Regions from separate parts of the Homo sapiens genome. Here region 1 is linked to region 2. A link is a loop called in an ENCODE intact Hi-C map of the cell type or tissue named here. Cell type or tissue: CD4-positive, alpha-beta T cell. All regions are shown on one strand. Links, peaks and the distances in the headings refer to the core of each region. The heading gives the core; the rest is flanking DNA. Region 1 holds the start of MIR6823 (microRNA 6823). Region 2 holds the start of CCDC51 (coiled-coil domain containing 51).

Region 1 (8,732 bases), core at 520-8,519, 110 kb before region 2:
AGAGCCACAGGTGCAGCCGTGCACCCAGCCCGCTTAGTCCACGTGCTCTGTTTTGAGAGCTGCAATGTGTTCCCTCCTTGTTGTGCCTCAGTTGGCAATTTCTTATGGCTGGAATTTCCCAGTGTTTTGCTATGGTAAGCAGAGCTGTTGTGATACACTTGAACTTTGGTTTTCTTTTGGGTCATTTCCTTGGGAGCTTATCTTGGGGAGCAGAGGAGATAGGTAATTTATTGCCTTGTTTTGCACCCAGGCCTGATTTGCTGCCCTGCCTGCCCACCTTGTGCTGCGCATGTGGGTGGAAGGCGGGAAGGGAAATGCCACCAAATGCCATGGGAGGAGGCTGGAGCTGTCTCTGGGAAAATAGGAGATGTGGAGAGGGGGTGCAGATCCCCAGTCCTGAGGTTTTGGGAGTCCCTGAAGGAGCAGTTGGGGGGTGGCCCCATCAGCGGGAGCAGGGTAGATGCAGGATTTCCTCCTGCTTAGCAGCTGTCGCACTGCCCTTGGTTGCTTGAGAGCCCGGCCACCTGGCCGGGAACTATGCAAACAATGCACAATGCGGGCCTCAGCTGTCCACCGGCCCTGAGGAGGCAAGGCCTTGCCTAACTTGTTTTCCTCTCACCTTAGCTAATACTGAGAGTTCTCTGCAAGTTTCTCCACTCTCACTCAGTCAGCCTGTTTCATGGGGTCTCCTCCTTCCCGCCCCTGAGGCTCACCATTTGGGTCACCTTTAAACAAGGGGAATGCACAGGAGTGATGGAGCCCCCACTGGCAAGCAAGGCCCTTTGTTTCTCTGCAGGGCCTGCCTGGGGCCAGGCCACCGCCTCCATGCCCTGAGTCCCAAGGGCAGTCGGTGCCGAGGTACACCTATGGCTTTAGCTCAGTATCCGCCAGGGTAGGACAGAGGGCACAGCTTCCCAGAAGTGCCCAGGCTCTTGGATAGCACTAGGCTTCTCTGAGGGATGACTGCCCCATTTTACAGCTGGGGACACCGAGGCTCAGAGTTCCCAATGAGTGTCAGACTCAAGATGGCAACCCAGGCCTGACTCCTGATCCCCTGCGGAAGTGCTTCTGGGGCCTCTGTGCTCTGAGGGAAACAACTTGTTGGTGGGGACAGTCTGTCTAGGCAACCAGGTGAAGGCACTTGCAGAACCAAGAAGAGGGGCAGTGACAGGTCCCCACATCTGTTCATCTGCCTGTCTGCTATGGTTTTACCTGACCCAGGTCCTAAGGATGAGGAAAAGGAAGCTTCCTGAGGCTTCTGACGTGAGACCGCGTTTGATGGCACTGGAAACTGAGCTGAGGGCTGGGCTCACGCCTGTAATCCCAGCACTTTGGGAGGACGAGGCAGGCAGATCACCTGAGGTCAGGAATTCGAGACCAGCCTGACTAACATAATGAAATCCTGTCTCTACTGAAAATACAAAAATTAGCCAGGTGTGGTGGCATGTGCTTGTAATCCCAGCTACTTGAGAGGCTGAGGCACGAGAATTGCTTGAGCCCGGGAGGCAGAGGTTGCAGTGAGCTGGGTACCAGTGTCCTCCAGCACTCCAGCCTGGGCAAGGGCGACAGAGCGAGACTCCCTCTCAAAAAAAAAAAAAAAAAAAAAAAAAAAAAAAAAGAAGGCTGGAGGTGATGGCTCACACCTGTAATCCCAGCACTTTGGGAGGCCCAGGCAGTCGGATCACCTGAGGTCAGGAGTTTTGAGACCAGCCTGACCAACATGCCGAAACCCCGTCTCTACTGAAAATACAAAAATTAGCCAGGTGTGGTGGCAGGTGTCTGTAATCCTAGATACTTGGGAGGCTGAGGCAGGAGAATCGCTTGAACCTGGGAGGCAGAGGTTGCAGTGAGCCAAGATCGCACCACTGCCCTCCAGCCTGGGCAACAGAGTGAGACTCCGTCTCAAAAAAAAAAAAAAAAAAAGAAAAGTGAGCTAGGTCCCATAAGATGAAGCTGGCAGTTCTGCTGCCTTGGTATCTGTTCTAGCCAGCTGGGAATATAGGGGGCTGTATTCAGATCCTTCCGTGCCTCTAGCCTGGCATCTTCTCTGGCTGGCACACTGACCTGTGGCACATGGATGGTGGTGGGTGGGCTATCAGAGGGACTGTCCTTGTGGGCATCAGTCTGGGTCTCTGGTCTCAACCCCTTGTGGTCCTTACCCTGAGAGACTTCTAGATGCCTCCCTCCCTGATCCTGCCCACAGTTCCTGAGCACCAGCGCTGTGCCAGGCCCCAGGGCCCTAAAGGGCTCAGATACCACAGGGCTTCTTCTGCTGTAAGTGATCAGTCTAGAGAGAAGAGTGTCATTAGTGAGGTGACCAGGATTGAGGGTGAGGGGTGTTCCCGGTGGCCATGGAGATGCCTTGGGGAAAGGACTCATTGAGGAAGTGACTTTTTAGCTGGGCTTTGTATGATGAAAAGAAGTTCACCACAGGGAGGGCATGCAGTGGGGCTATGTGTTCTGGGAGCACTGAGTGATGGATGGGGTGGGAGAGATGTAAAAAGGTTAGGGTATGGATTCCTGGATGACAGAGGCAGGGTGTTGATTACCCTGCTGGGTTTTGGTCCTGTCCTTCATGCGGTGGGGACCCCCCTAGCCATGTTTAGCCAGTGGCAAGTTCGGTTGACTTTATGCCTGGTGGTGCACATCAGGATGAAAAGGGCTGGAGAGATCCCACTGTGTCTGCCAGAGCCCAGGCGGGCCTGGGGAAGGGGGACATGCCAACGGTGGCTTGAAACCAGCATCTGGGGCCACTCCAGGAGCTGTGTGGGGATGCTAGGAAGCCAAGAAGATACGTCTGATGCCAGTCCCATGCCCTGAGGCTGAGAGACCACAGGCTGAGAGGGAGGGGTGCGCTGGGAGGGTCCCAGCCCTCATCTGACACTGTGCTGCTTGCCTTTTAGTGTGCATGACCAACTGCCCAACTCTCATTGTCATGGTGGGCCTGCCCGCCAGGGGCAAGACCTACATCTCCAAGAAGCTGACTCGATACCTGAACTGGATTGGTGTGCCCACTCGGGGTGAGGCTTGGCCCCAGCTGTCTAAGGGGAGCTTTGTGGGGCATGACGAAGAGAATAGAGAAGGCCTATTCTCTATTATTTGGCCTGGGGTTGGGTCAAGGTCAGGGTTGGTAGGGGTTGCTGTTGCTGTGAAAGCTGAGCCTCTCCTTCCCTCCAGAGTTCAATGTTGGCCAGTATCGCCGGGACGTGGTCAAGACCTACAAATCTTTTGAATTTTTTCTCCCCGACAATGAAGAGGGCCTGAAAATCAGGAAGTAAGTATATGTGTTGGGTGTGGGGGGAGAGGTTGCTGGGGGACCCAGTGTGGAGAAAGCTAACACATTACTGACCATTTACTGAGAAGCCCCTGGAGTGGAGCTGCTGGTGAATGACTGAGCTACTCCTGAGCCCTGGCCTTGCCCAGCCCTGATGGCTGTGTGACAGGGCTGTGTGACAAGGCTGGTCTCTGGATCTCTCAGGATGTGGTGGGGGTGGGAGGTGATGGGTTTGGGGATGAGAGGAGAGGGTGTGTTGTGTGGCCTCCTGGTGGCTGGGCCATTCCTGCCCTGGGGTTAAGGAACCCTTGGGAAGGACAGAGCTTCAGGGAGGTAAGAGGGGCTCAGCCCATGCAGGTCGTTGGAGCTGCTGCCTGGAGGTCACGCTCGCTCACCCCAGCGCCCCGTGGGGATGGCTGCTGCTGGGGAAGGGAACCTGAGTGAGTGCAGGCATACAGGCCTTAGGGATGGAGCTGGGGGTGGGGGGCTTCCTCCCTTGCCCCAGGATAAGCTCTCTCCTGTGTATTTGGAGCATGTTCTTGGTGTGTGATTGCTGGTGCGATTGGCTTTGCATTGACATCTCCTAGATGCTGCTGGGTGAGTCGTTCACACTTCTGCTGTTACTCTGGAGATAGAAATATGTATATGCTACCGCCCCACCCTCAACAACTTTCAGACTTGAACTGAGTCCTTTCTTCAAGGAACTGAGCACCAGCTGGTGGTCTGAGCAGCCATGCTGTGCTTTTCTCAGGAGGTGTTAGCTGTGGTCTTGAGAAGCCCCTTATCAACCTAGGGTGGCAGAGACTTGCTCTTGGCCCAGCCATCAGGATAGGGCAGTGAGCAGAGGTTGACCCAGCTCTAGTGACTTCCCCAAATCAAGCCCAGTGGCTACCAGGCTGCCACTGGGGTCCACACTAGGCTACCCGTTCCTTCTCTGGCCACCAGGGGGCAGGAACTCCCTGCTGTGGGGCTTGGACCTTCAGACTGGAGACTGCCTTTGTTCTTGCATCGGTGTGGCTGGGCCAGGCTGTGGCACCAAGAAGGGAAGGGGAGCCTGATATTCAGGTTTCTATGGCCAAATTGTGGGTAAAAATCAAGGCTGGACCCTCTGGTTATATTGAGCCAGATAAAAAGTAGAGGACTAATGTCTGAACCTACCGTGTGCTGGGTTCTTGATGCCCATTGTCACCCCCTACTTTTACAGATGAGGAAACTGAGGCTCAGACAGGCCAGGAGTCTCGCACAAAATAGCAAGTTTACATCAGCGCCCAGACTTGAATCTAAGCCCATCCACCGCTAAAAAGTGTCCATCATTCCAATATTCCTCAATAGGTAGGTCAAGGAACATCAAATGCAAATTTTATTTATTTATTTTAAAAATTATTATTATTTGTGTGTGTGTGTGATGGAGTCTCACTCTGTCGCCCAGGCTGGAATGTAGTAGTGCAATCTCAGCTGACTGCAACCTCCGCCTCCCAGGTTCAAGCAATTCTTCTGCCTCAGCCAACAACCCCAAGCTGTGGACGCTGATAGCCTACTGTCTGATCTTCCCAGCAGCTTCTGTGGTGGGCGGTGCCTCACTTTTCCAGATGCTGGGACCAAGGCCAGAAAGTGATGGGGGTGCCTTGGGTCACTCAGGGTTTGAATTTGAAGTCCGTCCTGCCTGAATCCATAGTGTTTGTGGGGAGAGTCTGCCAGCTGTTCCACTCTGGCTGTCCCCCTAAGGTAGGGATATTTGGGATTAATTCAAATGAAGAGACCTAGACTCAGAGAGGTTGGGAAGCTAGTCCAAGGTCACCCTGCAACAGAAGCTGGGGACAGGCTCATTGCTGCCTTTCTGCAGGCATACCCTCTGGCTGCCCTAGAAACCCTCTCTGCTGTATCCGAATCCTGGCTCTGGCTGGGCCACAGGGCCATCTCCTATTAATCAGCCCAAAATTTCCCAATTAGCAAAATAAAAGGACCAGAGTTTTTAAAATGGAAAACCTGGGAAGAGACAGCTGCATTTCCCAGAGGCCCAGTTACTCACACAGTGTTGAGGTCCATCTCTGACACTGGACACAGCAGAAGATCTAGAAAAGTGCGTGCAAGGCCGGGTGCAGTGATTCACGCCTGTAATCCCAGCACTTTGGGAGGCCGAGGTGGGTGGATCACTTGAGGCCAGGAGTTTGAGACCAGCCTGGCCAACATGGCAAAACCCCATCTCTACTAAAATTACAAAAATTAGCCACATGTGGTGGGGCGCCTGTCATCCCAGCTACATCAGGAGGCTGAGGCATGAGAATTGCTTGAATCTGGGAGGTGGAGGTTGCAATGAGCCAAGATTGCGTCTCTGTGCTCCAGCCTGGGTGACAGAGTAAGACTCTGTCTCAAAAACAAAGTGTATGCAAGGGCATAAGTACACATATTCTAAACAGGCACACTCATACTCCTGCACACAGTCCTATACCACACACAAGCCCCCTATGCACACACACACGTGGGCACATGCATGCATGTGCATACCTCATAGGCACACATCCGGACATGCGTATACCATATGCACAGGGTACATACACATGCACACCCCCTGTGTACACAGTCACGTTATACATAAGGGTATATGTACATGTGTGGGCACCTACACATATAAATACTTGGGCTCACTTAAGCCACACGTAATTCAAGGGCCATTACACACACGAAGGCGCACATGTTCTCACCCTGTATATACACACACACCTGAGCACGCTCATACATGGTGTGTAGGGGGTCCCCAAGACTGCCCTCAGGTTCAGTGATTTGCTAGGGTGACTCCCAGGACTTGGCATATAGCTGGACTCATGGCTAAGACTTAGTACGGCAAAATGACACAAAGCAAAATCAGAAAAAGGGGCCTGGGGTGAAGTCCAGAGGAAACCAGGAGCGAGCATCAAGATTTTCTCCTCATGGAGTCACACAGGACGCACTTAATTCCTCCTGCATTGAACATTGACAACATGTGTAAAATGTTGTCTGCCAGGGAAATTCATCAGAGACTCAACGACCAAGGTTTTTACTGGGGGCTGGTCATATAGGCACCCTGTGCCTAGCATGTACCAAAATTCCAGACTCCCAGAAGGAAAGCAGATAATCAACATAAACCATGTTGTTTGTATAAACAGTCTATGCACAGTGAGCTCCTCTTATAATTCAGGGAAAGTTTCATATCACTAGAGGGAACTGTTTACCATCAAGTTCCCCAACCCTGGCCAAGGGCCAACCTCACAAGCAGGCCTTTCGAAGGGGACCATTCTCATACCTGCTGTGTTAACTCTTCCACACACATGCAGTCACCCACTACACATGAAGGTGGGTGCACACACATATGCATACCTCAGAGTCATGTGTGTGGGCACATATACGCTTGTGTTCACCTGTATGCACATGTGGATCTGTGCACATGTACACACCAAGCATGATCGCATATGTTCTCACACAGTCACATGGCACATGAAGACATGTATACACACACACCATGTGTACACACATGGTCACCCCCACATGCATACTCTGTATATGCTTGGACACACACACACAAACTTATACACATGGGTGCATGCACACACATCCTGTGTGCACACATGTGGGCACACTCACTCATACCTGTGCCCATTTAGTCACATACCGCACACAGGGGTTGTGCACGCTCGTGTGTGTGCACCTGTGCTCATACATGGGCCCAGGGAATACTCACACAGGTACACTCACAGATTTACATGTACACACTTGGGCACAACACACACATAACCACCCACACGTGTGGATTCATGCACATATGCATCTCTTCACCCCATTTGCACTCTCTTATACACACACACACACACGCACACACACAGGCTCCCAGGCTCTTCCCTCAGCATCTCCACCGGGGCCCTGAGGTCTCTCCTGCATGGTGGTGTCATGGCCAGAGCAGCCCACAAAAGAGATCTTAGCCCAGAACGTGGGGCTCTAAGGAGAAATGTCCCTACCAATGCCAGTTACCTGGACTCTCAGAATTCAGATGTTTTTGGCATGAGGAAGAAAGCACTTTGAGGCTTTAACTGGAAGACCCATTGGGGCACAGAAATGGTTACAAGGGCTGGACATAGTAGCTCACATGTGTAATCCCAATATTTTGGGAGGCTGTGGCGGGAGGATCACTGGAAGCTAGGAGTTAAAGACCAGCCTGGGGAACATAGTGAGACCCTGTCTCTTAAAAAAAAAAAACAAAAGAAAGAAAAGAAATGTCACAAGGAGCCGTAAGAGTAGAGCTCTTTTCAGTGCCCTGGACTCAGCTCTACCACTGATTTCTTTGTGGTTCTCAGATCAGCTTCTGCCGCTGTATTTCAGGCATATCGTCCTGATGAGAGCCCTTTGACTTTGACATGCTGGGAGTTTAAACACAAAATCCAAAGATCAACAAAGCCAGGAGGGCTGGGCACTGTGGCTCAAGCTTGCAATCCCAGCACTTGGGAGGCTGAGGAGGGTGGATCACCTGAGGTCAGGAGTTCAAGACCCACATGGCCAACATGGTGAAATCCCATCTCTACTAAAAATACAAAAAATTAGCTGGGTGTGGTGGCACATGCCTGTAATCCCAGCTACTCGAGAGGCTGAGGCAGGATAATTGCTTGAACCCAGAAGGTGGAGGTTGTAGTGAGCTGAGATCATGCCACTGCACTCCAGCCTGGGCAACAAAGTGAGACTCTGTCTCAAAAAACAAAAAACACAAAGCTAGGAGATCTAGCTTTACCCTTACATAGAAAAAGGGAAGATAATAGATAAAAAGGTAATTTATCTATCTCCAGACCTCATAGGATAAATTGATGAGAATAATCCTGGCTGGGTGCAGTGGCTCGCGCCTGTAATCCCAGCACTTTGGGAGGCCAAAGTGGGCAGATCACTTGAAGTCAGGAGTTCGAGACCAGCCTGGCTAACATGGCGAAACCCCATCTCTACTGAAAATACAAAAATTAGCCAGATGTGGTGGCACGTGCCCATAATCCCTGGTACTTGGGTGGCTGAGGCACAAGAATTGCTTGAACCTGGGAGGCAGAGGTTACAGTGAGCTGAGATTGCACCACTGCACTCCAGCCTGGGCAACAGAGAGTAAGACTCTTGTCTAAAAAAAAAAACAAACCTTCTGTGTCAATCCACTTTGCAGCAATAAATGAAAAAGCTGAGAACTTAAAAAGATTGTGTAAGCCTGGGCAACATAGCAAGACCCCATCTCTAAAAGAAATTTAAAGATTAGCCAGGTGTGGTGGCATATCCCTGTAGTTTCAGCTACTCTGGAGGCTGAGGCAGGAAGATTGCTTGAGCCCAGGAGTTTGGGCTGCAGTGAGGCATGATCCCACTGCTGCACTCCAGCCTAGGTGGCAGAGCGAGACCTTATCTCAAAAAAAAAAAAAAAAAAAAAAAAGATCTGAAAACTGTATAGTCAGTGTTTGGTCATAGG
Region 2 (8,732 bases), core at 574-8,573:
ATGGCGCCTGCCGCCGCTTCCCCAGACCCTGCCACCGGAAACGGAGCGTCTGCCCCACCCTTTGTCGTAGACAGCGAGGCGGCCCCGCTGATTGGCTCCTAGTCAGGAAGTTGAACTCTCGCTACCGGATGCGGCGCTCCAGGGGCGGGTACTAACAGGTCAGAGGTCAACTGAGTGGCAGACGATTGGTCGGGCCACGCCAGGTACGAGGAGCTAGGGTTGTCCTGCCAGGGTAGAATCGGAACCGTAGGAGGGGTACTTAACCGGACGGCCTACCAGGCCTGTGGCCGTGCGCGGGAAGAGCACTGCAGGTAGACAGCAGGGCATGTGCATGTGCAAAGAGCTTCAAGCTCGTCGCTTTCCTGGAACCAAGGAAAGCACAGCTTGGGTGGAGGGAGATTAGGCGGGGAGATGGCAGAAGTGGACGGGAGTTATATCACGTGGTCCTATAGCTTTGGAAAACCCTGTAAGGAGTTTTATAATATAGTCAGGGGTGCAGCAGTTTGCGAATTCTGTTTGTTCATCTATGAAAATGGTCAAAAAAATTTATTTTGGTGATGGCCATACAACTCTGTTAATATAGTAAAACTACTGAATTGTACACATTGGGTGAATTATATGGTATGCAAGTTATATATCAATAAAGCTTTTTTTTCTTTTCCCCCCGAGATGGAGTCTTGCTCTTGTCTCTCAGGCTGGAGTGCAATGGCACGATCTTGGCTCACTGCAACCTCTGCTTCCTGGGTTCAAGCGATTCTCATGCCTCAGCCTCCCCAGTAGCTGGGATTACAAGTGCCCGCCACCATGTCCGGAAAATTTTTGTATTTTTAGTAGAGACGGGGTTTCGCCATGTTGGCCAGGCTGGTCTCGAACTCCTGACCTCGTGATCCCCCCGCCTCAGCCTCCCAAAGTGTTGGGATTACAGGCGTGAGCCACCGCACCCAGCCAAAGTTGTTATTTTTTTAAATAACAGTGCTGAGCGCTGGGATGCTACAGTGTCCAGAGATTAGGCAGATGAGTACATTTTTTGCTGGGTACGTACTATATGTAGGTACCAAGCTGAAATTCTAGTGAGTGAGACAGACTATAACCAAAGCAAATAAATGGGATACATGTTGCAGGTCATGTGATATATGCATGGAAAAAATAAAGCAGAGAAAGTGGGTCAGGAGTGCTAGGGTGGGAGTGGGATGGCCATATCTGATAGGGTGCATGGGGAAGACCTCCCAAGGGGCTACTATTTGAGCAGGACTTGAAGAAGGTGAGGGAGCGAGCAGCACAGATAGCAGCTGTCGTGAAGGCCCTGAGCTGGGGACAACTTGGTGCGTTCCAGCAACTTCAAGAAGGTCCATGTGCTTGGAGTGGAGTGAGGAAAGGGAGACTAGTGGGAGATGAGGTCAGAGAGGAATGAGAGCCAGTGGGTAGGTTCCCTGTAGGCCATGGAAAAGACAGGCTTTTACCTTGAGAGAAGTGGGGAACCATTGTAGAGGTTGAGCAGAGAGACAATGGTTCCACCTGTGTTTGGAAAGGAACACTGACTGCTCGACTGACAATAAATTGTAGGGGCTGGAATAGAAGCAGGGTGACATCTGTCAGGAGGCTCTTGGGATAATCCAGGCTAGAGATGTGATGTGGGTCACTGGGACCATTTGGTAGCAGTGGCAGAGGTGAGAGGAGGAGGGATCCTGGATTTGGAAAGCCAGGGGCATTTGCTGATAGATGGATGTGAGGTGGGAGAGAAATGAGGAATCAGGGGTGATGCGAGGTTGTTGATCTGAATATTTGAACTTGGTATTGCTGTCATCCATGATGGAGAAGGCTATGGGAAAAAAAGGTTTGGGAGGGGAAGATGAGATCCCCATTAGATTTTCAGGCAGAGATATAGGTTGGGAAGTTTGATAAATGAGCCTAGAACCCTGGGGAGAGAGGTCTGCGCTGGAGGAGTCAAGAGTATAGTTCTGTTTTTTTTTTAAAAAAACAACTTTATTGATATATAACTTGCATACCATGTAATTCATGCAATGTGTACAATTCAGTGGTTTTATTATATTCACAAAGTTGTATGGCCATCACCAAAATAAATTTTTTTGACCATTTTCATAGATGATTTTTAAAACCACAGGACTGGATAAGAGAGGAGTCTGAGTGCCGAGTGCCGGGGTGCTACAGTTTCCAGAGGTTAGGCAGATGAGTGGGGACTGGAAACCGAGTGAAAAATGGCATGTGAAGGAGGAGCAGGTGAAGGCCAGATCAGAGGGAGCTGGACGGAATCAGAGAAGAGGAACAGAAACAGTGAATTCAGGCAGTCTGTCAAGGAGTTTGGTTATAAAGGAAACCAAAGAAATGGGGCAGTTGCTGGTGGGGGGGTGTCAGATCAATTACTGAGTAATGTCTCAGGAGGAGAGAGGATTTGGGACCTGGGGCACAGGTTGGTTTTCCCTAGAAGCATGGGTTTTTTATCCTGAGGATCAAGAGAGGAGGTGGAAATGGGGCAGTTACTGATGGTTGGGAAGGTATGGTGGGAGTTTGTGGAAGTTCTCTTCCAACTTTTTATTATTTTCTTGATGGAAAATGAAGCAAGCAGACCATCAGCTGGAAGTGAAGATGAGGAACAGATGATAGAGGCTTGAGGAAGGGGCAGTTGGTAGGAGACAGCCATCTACATAGAGCGGGAGAATGGATCTGAAGGGGCAGGATTCCGAACTTGACCCTCAGGGCCCTGCTTCACCTATCCAGCCTCTCCATCCACTCTTCTCTGCTTTTGCTTTCCAGTTGCACTGACTGCCTTTCAGGTTTTGGGCGACCTCAAGCACTTTCCACCTTTTCTCTTTGCCAGGAACATTCTTCTCCTTGCTGGTTGGGGGGCCTGTGAAACATCTAAGTGGTGACATCCTGGGGGCTGAGAAACAGGGCCCAGGGTTGGGGGCTGGTGGGATGGTGGAGAGGCTGAGGGGAGGGACTGGAGTGGAGAAACAACTCCAGTTGCCACATGGGAATTATTGCCACATTCCCTTATGAAGTCTGTTGTCACCCAGCTTATGTTCTAGTGAGAGAATAGGCAACACATAAGGAAATATATCCATCAGGAGAAAAATAAAGCAGAGAAGGTAGCTGGGGAGGGAGTGGTCAAGGAAGCCTTACTGAGAGGTGATATTTGGGCAAAGATGAAGATGTCGGGGTGAGCCGAGTAGACTCGTGGAGGAAGAGTCATCCAGCTGGACAAGGTGGCAGGGCACAGACCAGCACGGTGGCTGGAGCAGAGTATGGCAGTAGAAGGAAGAGGATGAGGGCTGAGAGGTCTCAGGATTTCTTGGCCACCGCCAGGTGAAATGGGAGCTGTTGGGGGATTTTGATCAGAGGGATGTAATCTGATTTTTGTGTTACAGGGCCTTGGGCTGCCATGTGCAGAACATGGGGGTGGGGGACGGCAGGGGAGAAAGCCGAGATTGCATAGGAGACAGTAGCTGTCATCTCTGCCAGGAATGGGTGACTTTGCTGGGGTCTAAAAATGGGCAGCTAGTAGAGGAGGTGCTGGGAAAGGAGGCTGAGAAGGTTGGAGGAAGCCAAGAGGGGCAGTGATGTTGGGAAGAGAGGGTGTTGAAAGTGGTGCCAGCCATGGCGGACACTGCATGCTTTGTCTGATGAAGGATACACCTGCAGGGGTGTTATAGGATCTCAGCCTGTGTGTCATGGGTGCTGGCCTTGAGGCCTGGGAGTCTGACTGGGCTGCTGGGGCCTGGATGGTATGCACCCTCATGGGCATGGAACCCAGCCTTATGAAGGGGGCCCAGGGGTTTGGGTGTGGCACCAGCTTGGGATCACTGTCACAGTGAAGTTCCCTTCTGCGGCTCTCAGCTCAGGCCCACTTTGCCCAGAAGACATGTTTCTACCCAACCAGCTGTGTTTTCAAAGCCGCTGAGCTTCTCCAAAGACAGTTCTTAGCACAGCATGATGGAGAGGAGGCTAGGGTGCTGTGGGGAGCCTCTGTCTCATATCACCTTCCATCAGGAAGCCCCTTTCTATTCTGTATCTGGAGCTCCTTCAGTTCCTTCCTGTCTGCAGCTCCCTCTGCTTTTCTCTCTGTGGCGTGGTCTGTTGGCCACCAGGTGTCGCTCTCACAGCCAGGATCAGTGCTTAGGGACTTTGAGGTGTGGTTTGGCCAGAGGAGGGTGCTGTTGGCTCAGCTTTTTCTGGGAAAATGGGTCACCTGGCCACCTCTTTGGGGTCCTCAGAGTCACTGGCACTCTTGGGCTCAGGTGAGGCCTGATTCTGGATAACAGGAGACTCCCTGCTGTCCAGGTAATGAGAAGCAGGCCCAAACATCAAAGCAAGATGGAAAAGGGAAAGATGAGAGAAACCTAACCTGTTGAGCAATGGCAGGTTGGAGAGGAAAGAGAAAGCTTATGGAAGTCGTGAAGTGTGAGACTGAGAGTTGGTAGCCTGGAAAGTCTGGGGGCGGAGTTGTATGGCGTGAACCTAAGAAAAGTCCTCTGTGGCAAAAACAGTTTTGTTTTGTTTTTTTTTGCCCCTGGAATTATCTTAGAGGAGAGCTGAGAGTTTTCTGTCTTGGGTCACAAATGGCCTGTGTCCTTAGGTCCTTGCACAGAATTGAAACTCTGCTTCCCTTGTGCTGAGGCAGTCCTTGGAGAGTCTGGGGAGTTGGTTTTGAGGCTGTTTTACAGAAATGATCCTGGATCTTAGTCTTCCTGAATTCCCCTGAGTTCCACAACATTGCAGGGAGTATTTATGCGTCTTTGTGGGGCTTTGTCAGCATGTGTACAAGTCTGGTTTAAAAACTGTCTTTGACATCAGAAACCTGGGCACCAGGATTCTCATTCAAGTCACAGCAGAGAGACCTGGAGGATGTAGGGAAGTGGGTAGCAGGGAAGGGTCCGCTTTGTGTGGCATGGTGGCGGGCACTGGAAGGTATGGCATCCTAGAGGCTCGTCCCCAACTGTGTTCCATTGTCCAAGAGCACCCAGAGGAGAGCCTGACCATCCTCTTGCCACAGGGGCCACAGTCTCTGGGCCCAACAGGGTGGTGCTCAGTTTAGATGATTTGAGTGGGGATTAGTCTGTTCAGAACTGTCCCTAGGCCTCAAAACTGACTTATGTCCAGCCTTTCTCAGCTGTGAGCTGACCTGTCTGGCGTCCCCCTCACAGATCTCAGGATGATGGGGCGCAGCCCTGGGTTTGCCATGCAGCACATCGTGGGTGTGCCCCACGTACTGGTTCGGAGGGGCCTCCTTGGAAGGGACCTCTTCATGACCAGGACTCTCTGCAGCCCAGGCCCAAGCCAGCCCGGAGAGAAAAGACCTGAGGAGGTGGCCCTGGGGCTGCACCACCGCCTCCCAGCACTGGGAAGAGCCCTGGGGCACAGCATTCAGCAACGAGCGACCTCCACAGCCAAGACTTGGTGGGACAGATATGAAGAGTTTGTTGGACTCAACGAGGTTCGAGAGGCCCAGGGAAAGGTGACAGAGGTGAGGAGGGGAGCTGGGGTGGCTGGCCCCGCCCTCTGACTTGGGAAATGTGCCAAACCAGTCACGTGGTGCTGGGTAGCCACATCCAGACTTGTGTTTAGCCTCATTTCTCACGTGGAAACCTGGGCTTGATGCTTCTGGGGTGAAGGTCTCCATGTAACTGTGCCACCTACTTTCCCCGAAAACAGTTACTGTGTACCAGTAAGTCCCTGGCCACTAACATCCACTCTGTGAGGCCAGCAAATACTTCCTTTGTGGACCATTTGGGGATTGATGGTGAGAGTTACGTGGGGCTTGCTGCGGTACTGTTACTGTGTGTAATTACAACATCTTTTGTGAAGATAGAGGGCACTAGGAAATGTCACAGTGTGAGGTGGAAAGAGCTGGTGGTGGTTGTCAAGTCCTTTGTGGTGGCAGAAATGCATTCTGTCATCTCTGTTCCCACTCCTGCTTAGGCATGTAGTAGTGTAGCGTGGTGGGAAGAACCTGGGGTTCAGCTGGGACTTTGAGACAAACAGTGCCATCTCTTTCCTTGGAGATTGTGAGCTTGGCTGAGCTGGTGTTTCTGGGTTTATAAACTGGAGGCCACAGCAGTGCCTTTCATGGCATTGTTATAAGGCATAAATAAGGCAACACACGGGAAACAGCCTACCAACACAGGTTTGATGGACACAAATTGTGTGCATTGTTAGCTGTTTTCAAGTTTTTTCAGGGGCATGTTATTTCTGCTTGAATGGCTAAATCTCGTGATTCTGATGGGTGTGGCCCAAGGCTGCACTTTGAGCACCACTGGGTGAGCCAGGATTAGTGTCTAAGGAATTCCGTTTCCACCCTTTGCAGCTCACACCCCAGTGACCTCTTCTGGGAATGCCTTGCTGGGAATGCAGCTGAGCCTGTGTGGGTGTGGAGAGAAGGTGCAGATGGCCTCCGGTTTTCTCTTTGCAGGCTGAGAAAGTGTTCATGGTGGCTCGAGGGCTTGTCCGAGAGGCTCGGGAGGACTTGGAAGTTCACCAGGCCAAGCTGAAGGAGGTGAGGGACCGCTTGGACCGTGTCTCCAGGGAGGACAGTCAGTACTTGGAACTGGCTACTCTCGAGCACAGGATGCTGCAGGTAGGCACCTCAGGAGGCAGCCCTTTCGCACCTGGACAGTGACCCTAGCCTGGCAGATCATGGAGGGGCCGGGTGGGAACCCTGACTGGTCTGTAGTCAGAGGCCTGGTACAGAGGTGAGCCAGAAGCTCCTATGGATGGACAGAACCCCAAGCTTCCAGAGTCTATCCATATACTTTCTTCTGGAGTACTGGGGCCAACTCTTCAGGGCAGCGTAGCCTGGGACTCAGAATGCTGAGGAAGGAGAACTATGGAGGGGCTGGCCTAGGGAGTGCTGGACACTTCCCTTTGTGTAGACATAAGTGCACCTCTGGTCAAACCCAGAACTGCTCAGGTGGGACGATCATGCAACTCACTTTGATCACTCCCAATTCCTTTGCCCTTCTGACCCAGCCAGGTTGGTGCTACCTTCATTCATTCAGCATGGGTCTATGGAACATGTACTCTGCCAGGCACAAGGTAGTGAGCCATCTGCTGGTGGCTATAGCTGCAGGGCCACCTTGTGCCCATGTAATCCAATAACATGGCTTTGCTTCTGCAGGAGGAGAAGAGGCTTCGCACAGCCTATCTGCGTGCAGAAGACTCTGAGCGAGAGAAGTTCTCCCTCTTCTCTGCAGCTGTGCGGGAAAGTCATGAGAAGGAGCGCACAAGGGCTGAGAGGACCAAGAACTGGTCCCTCATTGGCTCAGTCCTGGGGGCCCTGATTGGTGTGGCTGGCTCCACCTATGTGAACCGTGTGCGACTACAGGAGCTGAAGGCTTTACTCCTGGAGGCGCAGAAGGGGCCTGTGAGTCTCCAAGAGGCCATTCGAGAACAGGCGTCTAGCTACTCCCGCCAGCAGAGGGACCTCCACAATCTCATGGTGGACCTGAGGGGCCTGGTACATGCTGCTGGGCCAGGGCAGGACTCTGGGTCACAGGCAGGTAGTCCCCCGACCAGAGACAGAGATGTAGATGTCCTTTCAGCTGCCTTGAAAGAGCAGCTTAGTCATTCCAGGCAAGTCCATTCATGTCTAGAAGGCTTACGAGAGCAGCTTGATGGCCTAGAAAAGACTTGTAGCCAAATGGCTGGGGTGGTTCAGCTTGTAAAGTCTGCAGCACACCCAGGCCTGGTGGAACCAGCAGACGGGGCTATGCCCAGCTTCTTGCTGGAGCAGGGGAGCATGATCTTGGCACTGTCAGACACGGAGCAGAGACTAGAAGCCCAAGTCAACAGGAACACCATCTATAGCACCCTGGTCACCTGTGTGACATTTGTGGCCACACTGCCTGTGCTCTACATGCTATTCAAAGCCAGCTAACCCCTGGCCCCTCCTCCAGAGGGTCTGAGGCAATAGCTGTGAATGTGGATTTAAGTAGAGAATCGTAGCAATGAAGCGAGCCTTTGGGGGCATGTACAACCTCAATCTGAAGGAGCAGTATCTGTGTGGCTCACCAGCAGGCATGCTTCGCTTTGTAGACAAGGTTCATTTACATTAATTATCAAAACTTTGTGCTAATGTCCAATTAAAATATCCTGAGTTTTATTATTTAAAACAATCAGACTGAGTTTTTTTCATTAAGAATCAAGATCCAAGACTTGAAGGTTGGGCCTGGAGTTGGGGTAGTCACCCCCTTTAGTTCCTCTCTCATCTCCTCTCTGTCCTCTTTTCTGAACTGTTATGGATGCACTCCTGAGGCCTAGATTTTCATTTTGGATTTCCTCCAGTTACCTGACTGTCCGGTGTCAGATGGCCTGGGAGTTCCAGTGAGTGGAACCTAGCCTGCTGCCTACTCATTTCGTGACCATGGTTGCTTCCCATCTCCTGGATCACTTTCTCTACCATGTGGGGGAGAACTTCCTGGTTCTAGTACTGGAGGAGTGATCAGAGGAGAGCAGGGAAGGGAGATTGGGAGAATGGTTGATAAATGTTGCTGGGGACATAAGTATAGGGATTGGTGGCCAGTCTGGATCCCTGGTACAGAGATTGCTTTGGGCAGCAGTGGTGTGCCACGGGGGCTGGGTGCACACCCCCACACAGCCCGGGGATATCTTCCACAGGCATAGGCAGAGCTCAGGACACCGGGAGTGTGCATGGAGAGGCAGTGATAGGGAGGGGGGGGTCTCCCACAGGTGGGAGGTGCAGTGGGGCATATGTATGA

Evidence for each region. Peaks named below come from ENCODE experiments on the same cell type or tissue, not always from the same donor. Only the 100,000 strongest peaks of a DNase experiment are listed, where the experiment ranks them.
Region 1: a loop joins it to region 2, with 3 times the contacts of the local background. A loop is called at or near these places in 27 of 110 quality-filtered maps.

What each region holds. Positions count from the first base shown.
Region 1 is chr3:48,544,406-48,553,137 of GRCh38, reverse strand. It overlaps PFKFB4 (6-phosphofructo-2-kinase/fructose-2,6-biphosphatase 4), which reads left to right. Exons shown (of 14, transcript NM_004567.4): 2 at 2,904-3,020; 3 at 3,178-3,274. It overlaps MIR6823 (microRNA 6823), which reads left to right and starts at 3,117; the gene lies at 3,117-3,177. RefSeq lists enhancers at 55-716, 717-1,380, 1,381-2,042, 2,043-2,706. In CD4-positive, alpha-beta T cell, for the core only: a CTCF peak has its summit at 4,190 (motif pointing right); DNase peaks (open chromatin) are centred at 4,227 and 6,507.
Region 2 is chr3:48,431,567-48,440,298 of GRCh38, reverse strand. CCDC51 (coiled-coil domain containing 51) reads left to right here and starts at 180. Exons shown (of 4, transcript NM_001256964.2): 1 at 180-311; 2 at 5,163-5,482; 3 at 6,428-6,592; 4 at 7,133-8,126. The coding sequence starts at 5,171. The coding sequence ends at 7,891. It overlaps TMA7 (translation machinery associated 7 homolog), which reads right to left and starts at 42. Exons shown (of 4, transcript NM_015933.6): 1 at 1-42. The coding sequence starts at 2. RefSeq lists enhancers at 235-374, 4,674-5,516, 7,547-7,596, 6,713-7,912 and silencers at 2,310-2,359, 4,088-4,187. In CD4-positive, alpha-beta T cell, for the core only: CTCF peaks have their summits at 3,938 and 4,141 (motif pointing right); DNase peaks (open chromatin) are centred at 4,128 and 5,528; H3K4me3 peaks cover 136 bases; H3K27ac peaks cover 54 bases.